Linked DNA regions of Homo sapiens: regions 1 and 3 are each linked to region 2. The links are chromatin contacts, found by Hi-C or POLR2A ChIA-PET in ENCODE. All regions are on one chromosome and are shown on one strand. The core of a region is the stretch at or near the end of the contact, and the rest is flanking DNA. Distances in the headings are between cores, read along the strand shown. Region 1 overlaps PDE7B (phosphodiesterase 7B). Region 2 overlaps PDE7B (phosphodiesterase 7B). Region 3 overlaps PDE7B (phosphodiesterase 7B).

The links. Hi-C counts contacts between places; a loop is a spot of excess contacts on that map. ChIA-PET counts read pairs that join two places held with the same protein, here RNA polymerase II (POLR2A). Pooled maps may share reads with other maps.
Region 1: a map of heart left ventricle shows a loop between it and region 2 (4-fold over the local background). The contact joins two enhancer-like sites. A Hi-C loop is called at or near these places in 26 of 168 maps with a recorded cell type or tissue (Right ventricle myocardium inferior, Right ventricle myocardium superior, cardiac septum and 10 more) and 15 of 50 pooled maps. POLR2A ChIA-PET finds 5 or more read pairs at or near these places in 1 of 52 experiments (activated CD4-positive, alpha-beta T cell).
Region 3: a loop to region 2 is called in a map of heart right ventricle, with 3 times the contacts of the local background. The contact joins two enhancer-like sites. A Hi-C loop is called at or near these places in 14 of 168 maps with a recorded cell type or tissue (IMR-90, Right ventricle myocardium inferior, endothelial cell of umbilical vein and 5 more) and 14 of 50 pooled maps. POLR2A ChIA-PET finds 5 or more read pairs at or near these places in 1 of 52 experiments (PC-9).

The regions. Positions count from the first base shown.
Region 1 is chr6:136,111,879-136,115,605 of GRCh38, reverse strand. All of the region lies in intron 3 of PDE7B (phosphodiesterase 7B), which reads right to left. Among named protein-coding and RNA genes, the nearest start is that of PDE7B-AS1, 41 kb to the right of the region's middle. Within about 2 kb of position 1,690, at least 9 of the 41 ENCODE cell types and tissues checked have a DNase peak (open chromatin) inside an H3K27ac peak, as active enhancers do; they include endothelial cell of umbilical vein, heart left ventricle, heart right ventricle and 1 more, where a contact is called at or near this core.
Region 2 is chr6:136,036,918-136,040,606 of GRCh38, reverse strand. All of the region lies in intron 2 of PDE7B (phosphodiesterase 7B), which reads right to left. Among named protein-coding and RNA genes, the nearest start is that of PDE7B-AS1, 34 kb to the left of the region's middle. RefSeq lists enhancers at 1,802-2,302, 2,303-2,803. Within about 2 kb of position 2,331, at least 11 of the 41 ENCODE cell types and tissues checked have a DNase peak (open chromatin) inside an H3K27ac peak, as active enhancers do; they include endothelial cell of umbilical vein, heart left ventricle, heart right ventricle and 2 more, where a contact is called at or near this core.
Region 3 is chr6:136,156,431-136,160,017 of GRCh38, reverse strand. All of the region lies in intron 8 of PDE7B (phosphodiesterase 7B), which reads right to left. Among named protein-coding and RNA genes, the nearest start is that of PDE7B-AS1, 85 kb to the right of the region's middle. Within about 2 kb of position 1,362, at least 7 of the 41 ENCODE cell types and tissues checked have a DNase peak (open chromatin) inside an H3K27ac peak, as active enhancers do; they include heart left ventricle, heart right ventricle and ovary, where a contact is called at or near this core.

The DNA of each region.
Region 1 (3,727 bases), core at 441-2,940, 76 kb before region 2:
GCAATGGCTGTTTTCACTTTTAGATGTAGAAGGTGAAAATGGTTTCTTTTTGAATATGTTTTTTCTCAGACATATGTTGTATAATTTTTCCTGACTTCTCTGCTTGGATCCCACTAGAATACTTTGTCTTTCAATAACACTTTTATCTAGTTGAGCAAACTTGTTGACAATGTTTTCCTGGTTTCTTAAGTCTTAAAGCGTATTTTATAATGGCCCTAATAGTTGACCTTAGCATACAGCCCTCTTTTATTTCACTGTTGCTTCCATAATCTGCTTGTGTTTTAACTTCTCCCAGGAAGACTTCCTTAATTTCCAAGACAGAGTTAATTATTCCCTTCTCGAACTCCTCTGAATCCCGTAGATGCATATATTTCTCATATTATGTATGCTGTTATTATACAGGCATGTATTATTTGGTGTATCACACCACATCAAAATGTATTTGTAAATAAATTGTAGATACAGTAGCTTATGCTACTGTAAATCCCTCAAGGGCAGTGGCCATGTCTCATTCATCTTTGTATCTCCAGCACTGGTACAATGCCTACCATAGGAGGTGCTCCGTCGAGGGGTAGTAATAGGGAGAGTCGGGACATCGCCAACTCTGTCTTCTGCAAGCTAGTGGGCATTTCAGTGGTTAACCATCCTGCTGCCCTGGCACTTCCGCAGCTGAAGTGCTGGGAGCTTGCAGCCAGAAGCCCTGAGTGCACCATCATGGAGCAAGATCCAGCTGAGCCAGAAAGCACCACTACCACAGCCAGTGCCTTGCCTTTCTTCTAGAGGAAGGTAAATATTGAACTTTGAAATTGTAGGGTGTTACCTTGGCACTCACAAGTGTGAGGAGAAGTCTGAACAAGTCCCAGCGGACACCTCCCTTCTCCGCTTGGGGAACACAGGGCTGGGGGTGGGATAGCATCTTCTCAGCATGACTGAATTCAAATCATCCAATGACATTTTAGTTCAGATTCTTTGCATTTTGTGTAGTTCTTATAGGTGACAGGAAAAGGTATCTGTAAGGTTACTAAAAGGCTGTAACTGTCTGCCAAGAATTCTCTCATAGGAAATGGAGTCTGGAAGGAAACTGTCCCTCCATCTTTAAGATGGGGCTATCACTTAGGGCCAGATGATTTCCAGCATACTGAGTGGCTTTTGTTCAACAGTCCTTCATCGAGAGTGTGTTTTATATGTCAAAGAGAGTGTGTTTTATATGTCAAAGAAAGAATGGCTGCAGGGTATAATATGTTTTAGATGGCAGCTTTAAAAAAATATTTGAGTCTCTGGGTCACTTCTTCATAGAAAGGTTAAAAAATATATATGTTTGTATATATTGGTTCCATTTGGGAAATAATAAGTAAAGGGAAATATTTTTGTAGCTCTACTAAAATGACCTCATGCTTGTGCAGTTAAGATGACCCTGACAGGAGAGTCAAGTCTGAAGGAATAGAGCTTTAAAGATCAAGATTAGCAAATTAACAGTCAGGAAAAGCCAAATAGCCAATTAACCTACTACTGCAAAGCCCAGGGGCTGGTCTGGAGCTCTGGGTTCTCTGTAGCAGTGGATACTTGGTGCCCTAAAACCTCAGGCTGAAGCTGTTTCTTTTCCTCAAGCTCCACAGTCCCTGAGCACGTTTTCTTTGTATGTCACTTCCTCTGCTGAGCCGGTGTGGAAATCACTTTGTGTTGCTCTGAGATGGTTGCCACGGGAACATCTCAACCTAGTCATTATCTACTCAGGCTGCTGATTATATTAAATCAGGAGACAGAGCTGTAGACGGGGCTGCTGGAGCCGCCTGCTCTGCAGAAGGTTGTAATTGCTTCTGCAACTCTCCCCTCTGGGTCCACAAGTCTCAGAACACTCTTCTCTACATTTTTTCCTCCTTTGTTTCCCCCCTACAAACAGAATTAGTAAATGAAATAAATCTATAGGAAATCGACATTGGGAGAATACAGCCGTTACTTTTCCGTCCCTCCAGTTCTCTGTGTTAGGACATCATCTGGAATAAAAACAATTTTCCCCCTTTTCTCTCTGTTCTGGCTCTCTATGCTTAGGTGTAAAGATAACAGTCTTTAAAGATCTATCTTTCCTATGTCCCACACAAACAGTGCTGAGGCCACAGTTTCCTGCTATTTATCCAGAGAAGCTTCAAGAAGTTCATAGAGATGACTCTCTTCTAAATTGTGTAAAATAGAAACAGGGAACGAAATTAGCTTTTAATGAGTGTTATGTATTTCTATTGATCTAGATGAATCTCTTATGAAAATGATTTTCTAATCTTTATTCCTGGAATGCATATGATATGGTATTATTATTTTTAACAAAATTGTACATATTTATGGTATACAACATATTTCAAGATCTATATGTATATATACACACACACATTGTGGAATGGCTAAGTAAAGCTAAATAACTTATGCATTACCTCACGTACTTATTTTTTGTGATGAGATCATTTAAAACCTACTCTGTTAGCAATTTTCAAATATACGTTTGTTATTAACTATAGTCACAATATTATACAATAGATCTTTTAAGCTTATTCCTGCATGTGATCTTTGAGAAACATTAAATTTAAATACTCTTTTTTGGGAAAACCTATATAAGCAGTTGGCCTTGTAATTTAGTGTCCAAATCAGGACACTCTGGGAATGAAAAATGGCACTATTAATAAATACTCCTGAACAACAGGTGCAAACTAGGACTATGCCAGGCAAACCAAGAGTCACCTTATATGCAGAAAACAGGTACATGAAATTGGTAGTACTGTGTTTCCCTCTGCCCCAAACATGTGCTTCCCCTCCCCGCAAAAATAATCTCTTCCAGAAGAATGTGCAAGTAGAAATTATAATTTTAAATTGGAATTTAAAATCTGCATCAATAACAGAGGTTCCCTCTCTGTTTATTCTTCTGTTCATAAAAATTTAGTCAATGTGAGTCCATTCTTGAAAGTAAAGTGATGGCAGTGGAAACTGAACAGAAAAAAAAAAAGACATTAACAAAGATAAACACACTGGACTGAATGTGCTTGTGGCTTTGTCAAAAAGCTCTCTTAAATCTGTTTAAAAAAATCTAAGTTAAGGATTGGCAACCTTGTTCTGTAAAGGGCCATAGGGTGAGTATTTTGGGGTTTGTGGGGGGCGGTTTGTAGACCACACGGTTTCTGTGCAACTACTTTGCCACTGTTTCAGTGACAGCAGTCATAGATGTCATATAAACAAATGGGCATAGCAATATCCCAGTAAAATTTTATTTACCAAAACAGGCAGGAGGAGGGGACAGATTTGGTGTGTGGACAGTCATTTGTCCACTTCTGTTCTAGTTATCCATTTTAACGCCTAGAAACTTTGTTCTGGTTGAAGACAAGTAATTTTAGATTTTAATTCTGATGTCCTCTGCCCTCCTGTGACAAACTGGGGCTGTGACTAATGGGACCAATGGGGAAATGCATGGGCCTCACTATTTAGTATACATTTCTGCTCTTGCGTGCTCCAGTGATTCAATGCATATACTGAGGTGGGTGGGGGAGGGACACCCACCCAGCGACACTTTGGAAAGGGGATGGCAGTTGTGTGGGTTTCACTAACATTTTGGAAGGAAGGCTGCAGGGATGCAGAGCTGGGGAGTGACAGCTATGGTGATTTGGTTTTTCCTATAAATGGTTTAAAAAAATCCTAGATTAGATTTTACTGTGGGAGAGAGAACAAAACTGCAAGCACCCAAGGAAAA
Region 2 (3,689 bases), core at 1,082-3,581:
CACTTTCTAAAAACAAACAAAAAAATGCCAGAAGTTTTGAAATAGTCTGTAAGTGTTCCTGAGGGCCCCATTGTTGTGCTGCTGTGGTGAAAATGATGCAGCTGAAGACACCTGATGCTCAGAGGAAATGCAGCATCAGGAATAGGATGAGTAAGGAAGAAGGTAAGAGACAGTTTGGAAAGTGAAGCCACTCATCTTTGGGGTTGCATCCTATGACCTGCTGCTGCATAGATGGATGATGATGAAAAGGTTTTATGCCCATTCCAGTAAGGATGAGCCCTCATCTCCCTGAGAGTGAGGAGGCACAGGAGGAAGAACAGGAGGCAAACACACATCCTTTGGAAAGGTGTTATAAAGCCTGTCTCCACACAGGCAGGCAACCTCAACAGCAGACCAGGGTGCAGCTTCCCTGGGAATCCAAGTGGCTTCAGAGACAGTTTCCACTGAATGTGAGGCAGTGGTAGAGAGGTATAGTAAGACTCAACAAGCTCTGCTTCATCATGTCCAGAAAAGTGTGCCTTTTAAGTAATAAGAAGCTACAGGAGTTCTGCTTTTTCTCCAGAGTATTGCTTTTTCAGGAATTAGATGTTCACTAATATAGAACATAAATAATAATGTACACCTATCTCCACAGACATGCTAACAACTATTGAATTAGATAGTTTTATCAAAGGGTGCAGTTTGTAATATGAATTTTAATCATTTAATTGACTGAAACAAACCTAAAGTGCTAAGAGTTGAAGTGTCAGAGTAAAATTTTCTGCCCAGGTGGGTTTTTCCATTTTTCTTACCCTACTCACATGCAACACTGGTTTAGCGTTACCTCATTTCATCTGACCAAGACCCATCTCCCTGGGCATCCTTCTCCCAATTGCCACATAAACCTCAGTTTTATTCGTTTCCCTCACTTTCCTATGTACTCAAGGACTCATTGTTTACTGGAGACCAACCCTGTTTTTTTCTCCCTTTTAAATCTTTTCTTTTCCCAGAGTATTAACTTCTTAATAATATTCTTTACAGATTATTAAGTCATAACTTAAAAAAAGTTCCTGGCATAAATCATTAAAATCAAAACTAGCCAGATTTTTATTTCCTACTCTGTTTCCACGAGAAAGGGAGAGGTAATTTTTGATGTATCTTTTCCATCTACCCCATCCCTCACCGCCAATGGCACGCCAGGATTCCACTGCATAGGCCTAGCCAAGACTTCAGATGCATAAACACACACTCATGTTCTTTCTTCTGAAGTGAACCCACCACTTTCCAAATATCTAGCAACATATTCCTCAAAGAAAGAGAGTGCCCTGTAGTCAGCTGTGGCTTTCTTAGTTTACGAAGCCCCTTGGGATCCTTCCCAGGCATGCTGGGTGTCTTGGTGGTGGTTGTATCCACTGTCAGAAACACAGTGAAGTTCTCCACAACCGTCCCAAACACAGCACATTCTTATGACAAGACAAAGTCCCTGGGAATCATTATTTCCACATTTGTGAGTGAGTTGATATCAATAAAGGTGTTTATATTGCTGACATTTGCCAAAGGGGAAACCAAGTCAAGAAAGTTTACCAACTTGCCCAGGACATAAAAAGCTTGCATGCCAAACTCAGTGCTGGGAACATAATACATGCTGTAAATGGCATAGTTAAAAATTGGAAAATGTATTTTACTTTATAGAAAGAATGATAAAAAGCCACCCAAGGAGAATATTCTCCTAGGGATATCTCTAACTTGTTGACAAGAAATGTTAGAGTCAGGATGGCCATTAAAGAGCATCCAATTCCACCCCCTCCTTGGTGGGGACTGAAACTCAGGAAATTTGGCTTGTGCAAGCCCAAAGGGCAAGCATTTGTCAAGCTGAGTCCAGGACCCAGGTTTCTTGATTTCCAGTCAAATGCTCCTCCTACTAAATCACTCTTAATTTCAAGATGCATTTCTATCATACAGCAGACATTTGGAAGTCACAGCCCTCAGACCTGATGCTACACAGTTCATTTTCCTCCCTATGGCTTGGACTCTACAAAGAAAGGGAGTTAGTTATCAGACTTGGTCCTGTGACCTATTACACCCCATGGTCAATTTACCTGGAAAGCTGCGGAGAGCATCTTCATTGTCCAGAATGCCTCTCTGTTTGGTCGCCTGCAGCTCACTTTTGGATTTCCAAACCAGCTTTACCATCCTGATCATCTCTGGCAAGTCCCAGGGCAGCGGCCCCTGCTGGCACCCCGGCCGGCTTCCCGGGGAGGAGGGCAGCACACCTTCTGGGCCTGTCCACCTCCTGCCTAGCTCTGCTGGGTGGAAATATCGCTCTAGCACAGGCATTCTGTCTTGTGCCCCAGAAGAGGAGGTAGTGGTGGTGGTGGTGCTGCTGCTGCTGCTGCTGTTGCTGCTGCTGCTGTTTCTGCTTCTGCTGCTGCTGCTGCTGCTACCACAGGGGAAATTCTTCCCAGGCAGGGAAAAGCGAACCCCCGTAAGATCCTCTCCAGCTTCGGAAAGACAAGCCTCCTCCAGCCTGGCACAACCTCCCTGTCTCTTCAGGCCCTCCACAAACACTGCCGACGAGAGCGATTCACTTCCCTAGGTTTCTCTCTGGTGAGAAACTGTTACTGTACTCCTTCCTTAGAGATAGAATGCATTTTTTTTCCCCTCCTCTCTCTGGCACTGAGTTCACAGCACTTAATTAATCCCAGGCTACAGCTGGAACGACAGCAGGGAGAAAAAAAAAAGCCATCGAGGTTCTAGCATTTGCTTTTCCTCTTCTTTCTTCTGATTTATTTGTTCTCAATTCTCTTTTGGTGCTTGTCAAAGTTTGTTGACTCTTAGCTCTTTGTCGGCTTAGCTCTTAAGGACTTCAGGCAAAGAAGCGGGGCTTCCCCTTTGCTAACCTCACAGAGGGGCTCCCCCCTTGCTGGAGGCCAGTTATCTGGAGGTGTCAGGTGAGGAGTCACCCCTGTGGTACAGGCTCAGGCCTGCAAGCCCCAAGGAGTTCTCAAAAAAACAGAGGAAGCTGAGAGTCTGCAGAGCCAATCTGCAGCTGCTTCTCTCTGGAGGGCCTGATGGGGGTTGGGGGGCACCTTGCCCAGTCACCAAGACCAGTGCTGGGATGGGCTTGGTTGATCCTCAGTGCCTCAGTTTGATCACTCTCGCTCCTTCTCCACATCCCTCCCCCTTGTGTCATTTGGTTCTCGGCAAACCTATCTGGGTTATGACCTATTAGTCAAATCCCTTCATAACCTCAGCTGCCCTTCAGCTGGAAGGGAAATAACATTGAATCACATTCCACAGTTAACTCCGAAAGATGCGAATTCGGGAAGCATCAAGATCCTCATGCGTATGGGCAGTGGCCTGCATAGCCTGGATATGTGGCTCAGGCTCATTCAAAACCCATTTTCAAAGGAACAAGCATTTTAAAGGATGTTCACAGGGGACATAAATGGCAATGAAAGAAAGAAAAGAATGTTAACAATTCACCTTCTGGAGGGAGAGCACTGTTGATTTATTATGTGGGCCACTGACTACTGTGTCCCCGACCTGAGAGTGGTTGAATCGAGGGCAACATCAACTGTGGGCCATGCCTCTTGTTCCTAGTCTCAGAGATGGAGGCGCTAACCCTGAAAGTAAGAACCAATTCAACAAAAGGCGATGCCCCCTGTAGCTTATGTGAAAGGCCTTGGACAGAAACGAAAGTAGGGTAG
Region 3 (3,587 bases), core at 113-2,612, 120 kb before region 2:
TATCAAGTATTTTTCACCCTAAAAACAAAACAATCCCTTTGTTTGCTAATAGCACACCTGGTCTTTAATACACCACCAACACAGGTTTTCAAATTAAGTCAAGAGGGTATTTGGCAAACAGAATCTGGCAGAGCAGAGTTGCTATCATACAAGGCAGATTTAAACTGTTTTTTTCCTCTATTTGTTGGACACTTTCTTTGATTAAAATACTTCAAATGATGATGATAAACTGAATCTGGGGTACCAGGAACCAGAGTTAATTGAACATTTTAAATCCGGAGGATACAGAAAGAAAAACAACAGGAACATTGTCTGTGTTTTCATTTTTAATTGCTCATGAAACAAGGTGCAAGACTTTAGGAGATAATGGAGGCTGCTGAGTTCTTCCCTAACAAGCCAATGGTCTCCTTGGTAACACTATGAGAGCCCCAGCCTAGGAGGTCTCAGTGGAATAGAAGCTCCTTGAGCCCTAAACAAGACCTTGGCCCTTGAAGAAACGATAGCACTGCCTTGTTTAATGCCTGTTTGAAGATGTCTTTCTCTTGTTTGTTCTGCATCTGCCTAAGATAGCTGAGAGAAGGGAGCGGGGATGCCAATTGCTGTCTGCAGGGAAGGCTGGGGTTCAGATTGGGGATGGCAGAAACTTTATGGAACAGAAAGTCAAATTTGAGGCTCCTTTTATAATTTTAGCACTACTTTCCAAAAACACCTTTCATACTGTAGAAATTGTGAGCTTATGTTAGTCTTTGCAGATGTTTGTTTGAGGACGGGGTGGGGTCATAGGACCACGTGGAAGGAATATTCCTCCTGGCTGGGTCAACTTCATGTTTGTGATTCAGACTCATTAAGAATAACAAGTGGTTCAAAATGCTGACCCCCCTCTAAGTGCTTGTGATAAATGACTAAGAAAGCTGATTATAAACTTCTGCAAGACATTATAGAGTGTAATAAATGTTTATGGGACAATTTTTTAAAGTCATTATTTTAAGGATGCTGTGTCATGAGTAAATGATAGAGTCCATGTTGTTGGACTCTATTGAAAGGAGTTGAATTTAAAATTGAACTGAAAGTTATTCCTTTACAATTTATAATCACCAACGTTGTATGTAACTTAATGCTTACTTTGCACAGTTGCTAAGCCCACCATTAAATTTGTATGTGTGGGGTTGGAGGGTGAAGGAACAGAAAGTAAATTCTTGGTTCTATTTCTCACATGCTGTTTTTCCTCCCAGTCCACCCTGGACACCTGGACTGCTTCCAGTCTGATGAGAGAGGTGCCAAGTAGAAGTGCCTTCAGTGCCTTCATATTGAACTTGGTTGGCAGTTCAGCGAGTGAGTCCGGCCCAGAGAACAGACCATGGGAGGGAGCCCTCTGACCTGGCCTTCACTCCAGCTGCCCTGCTCTCTCTTTATCTCAGGGTAGAATAACAGGCTGGATGTTATGCAATGATCCTCTTATTTATTAGAACTAAAAGAGCACAGCCAACAGAAGGAGGGAGAGGAAGCCCTCTTCCATTTTATCTCATTTATAGTAAGTCTGGATTGTGGCAAAGTCACGCACAGGGTGTTCCCCAAGCCACATAATTCCTGGCACATCCTCTCTACGGTATTCTTGTTGACCAAATGTGCATGTGCGCATGCATAATTTTTGTGCGTATATGTACATATATTTTTTTCATTCATTACCATGGTTCTTAACATTTTCAGAATCTGCAACTTATTTTAAAATTTGATAAGAGTAACTTATAGACCCTCTCCCTAGGAAAATGTGCATGCAAACATCCTATGAAAATTTGCAAATAGCTCCCTGAAAGCCCATTTGTGTCTCAGCAAACGGGCCCTTGAGAGGCTAAAAGGCTACATTTCCAAAGATTTTTAAATACCATGTGTCGTTAATGGGTTTGCTCAGCTTATATATTATGTAACGTGATTTTTTCCTTTGATACTGAAAACTTGAAGATTTCTGCCAGTTCCTCATCTATAACTTAATGCAGAGTAAAGATTTCTTGATCCAGGTCATGTCCTGTACAACTAATCTGAAGTTACTACAAAAGAGAGCGTATGCACTGAATCATGATATGCACAACACACTGATCAGAGACGGAGCTGTAGATGGCAGGACCATACTCAGCTAAAGGCCACCGGACATTCCATTTTCAGTTATTCTGGAGTTGTGGAATTTAATCCCAAAAGTACATCAGCTCATCCTGACTCTAATGCCCTCTTTTCATCTCAGCTATTAATGTTACTCACACTTTAAGGCCCAGTTTATAGCATTCTTTTTCTATGTTCTTTTTTTTCCCGCTGCAACTATCTGCAGAATCAGTTTCTCCTTCCCCCATCTTCCCATCACATTTGTTTGTAGCTAAATACTTTAAAGTATCTATCAAGCCTCTCACACTTTAGATCACTTATCTTTTCTTTCCTTTGCTTTTTCTTTGAGACGGAGTCTCCCTCTGTTGCCCAGGCTGGAGTGCAGTGGCGCCATCTTGGCTCACTTCAACCTCTGCCTCCAGGGTTCAAGTGATTCTCCTGTCTCAGCCTCCCAAGTAGCTGGGATTACAAGCATGTGCCACGATGCCCAGCTAATTTTTGTATTTTTAGTAGAGACGGGGTTTCACCGTGTTGGCCAGGCTGTCCAACTACTGACCTCAAGTGATCCGCCTGCCTCAGCCTCCCAAAGTGCTGAGATTACAGGTGTGAACCACTGCACCAGGCCTCGATCACTTTCTAGAACCCTCTTGTCTGCCTTACTACAATAGGAGCATTGTAGGAGAGCTGTTAGTTTCTGGTACACGGTAGGTGATCAATATGAATTTCAGAGGCAGGATGCATAGTTCTTAGGCACTTTGGCTCTGGAAACCAAAAAGTTGAGTTCTAATTCCAGTTCTATTAATTATCTGTTTATTTTCAGGAAAAACACTTAAATTTCCCAAGTATCAATTCTTCTTTCTGTGGAAAATAGGTATGATAATAGTACTCACCTCACTGGGCTATTGTGAAGATTAATAATATACTACATCAAAGGCATTTGGCACAGTGTTTGGGTCATAGTAAGTGTTGAATAAAGGTTAGTTAAACAGTTTGTTGAACTGAACTTTTTAAAAGAAATTTTTTTCATCTTTTTGATGTTCCTTAGTATAGTTAATAGTGATGGTATATAGCCAAAAATAAAGGGATCACAATTTTTTGACAAAATTGAAGTTTCCTATTATTTTCAAGTCCTTTTAAACAATTTTTATTTTCAGTATTGACAAGCACCAATTTGGCTAAGAAAAGTTTCAGCTTTTTTTCTAGCCAGCTATAGGACACTGAAGATATCTGTATGGTACTATGTGATATTGCTTTGCCTTCAACTTTGTCCCTAAATCTTAAAAGACATGGATCTATAGCCTCCAAGAGATCCTAAGACCAGTTGAACAGGTGACTGATATAGGTAGTATCCTGAATGTGGTCCCTAGACCTATACCCCAATTTCTCCCTAGTCATAATCAAAGAGATCCTTCTCGGTCGGGCATGGTAGCTCATGCCTGTAGTCCCAGGTGGCTCATGCCAGTAATCCTAGTGTTTTGGTAGGCTGAGGTGGG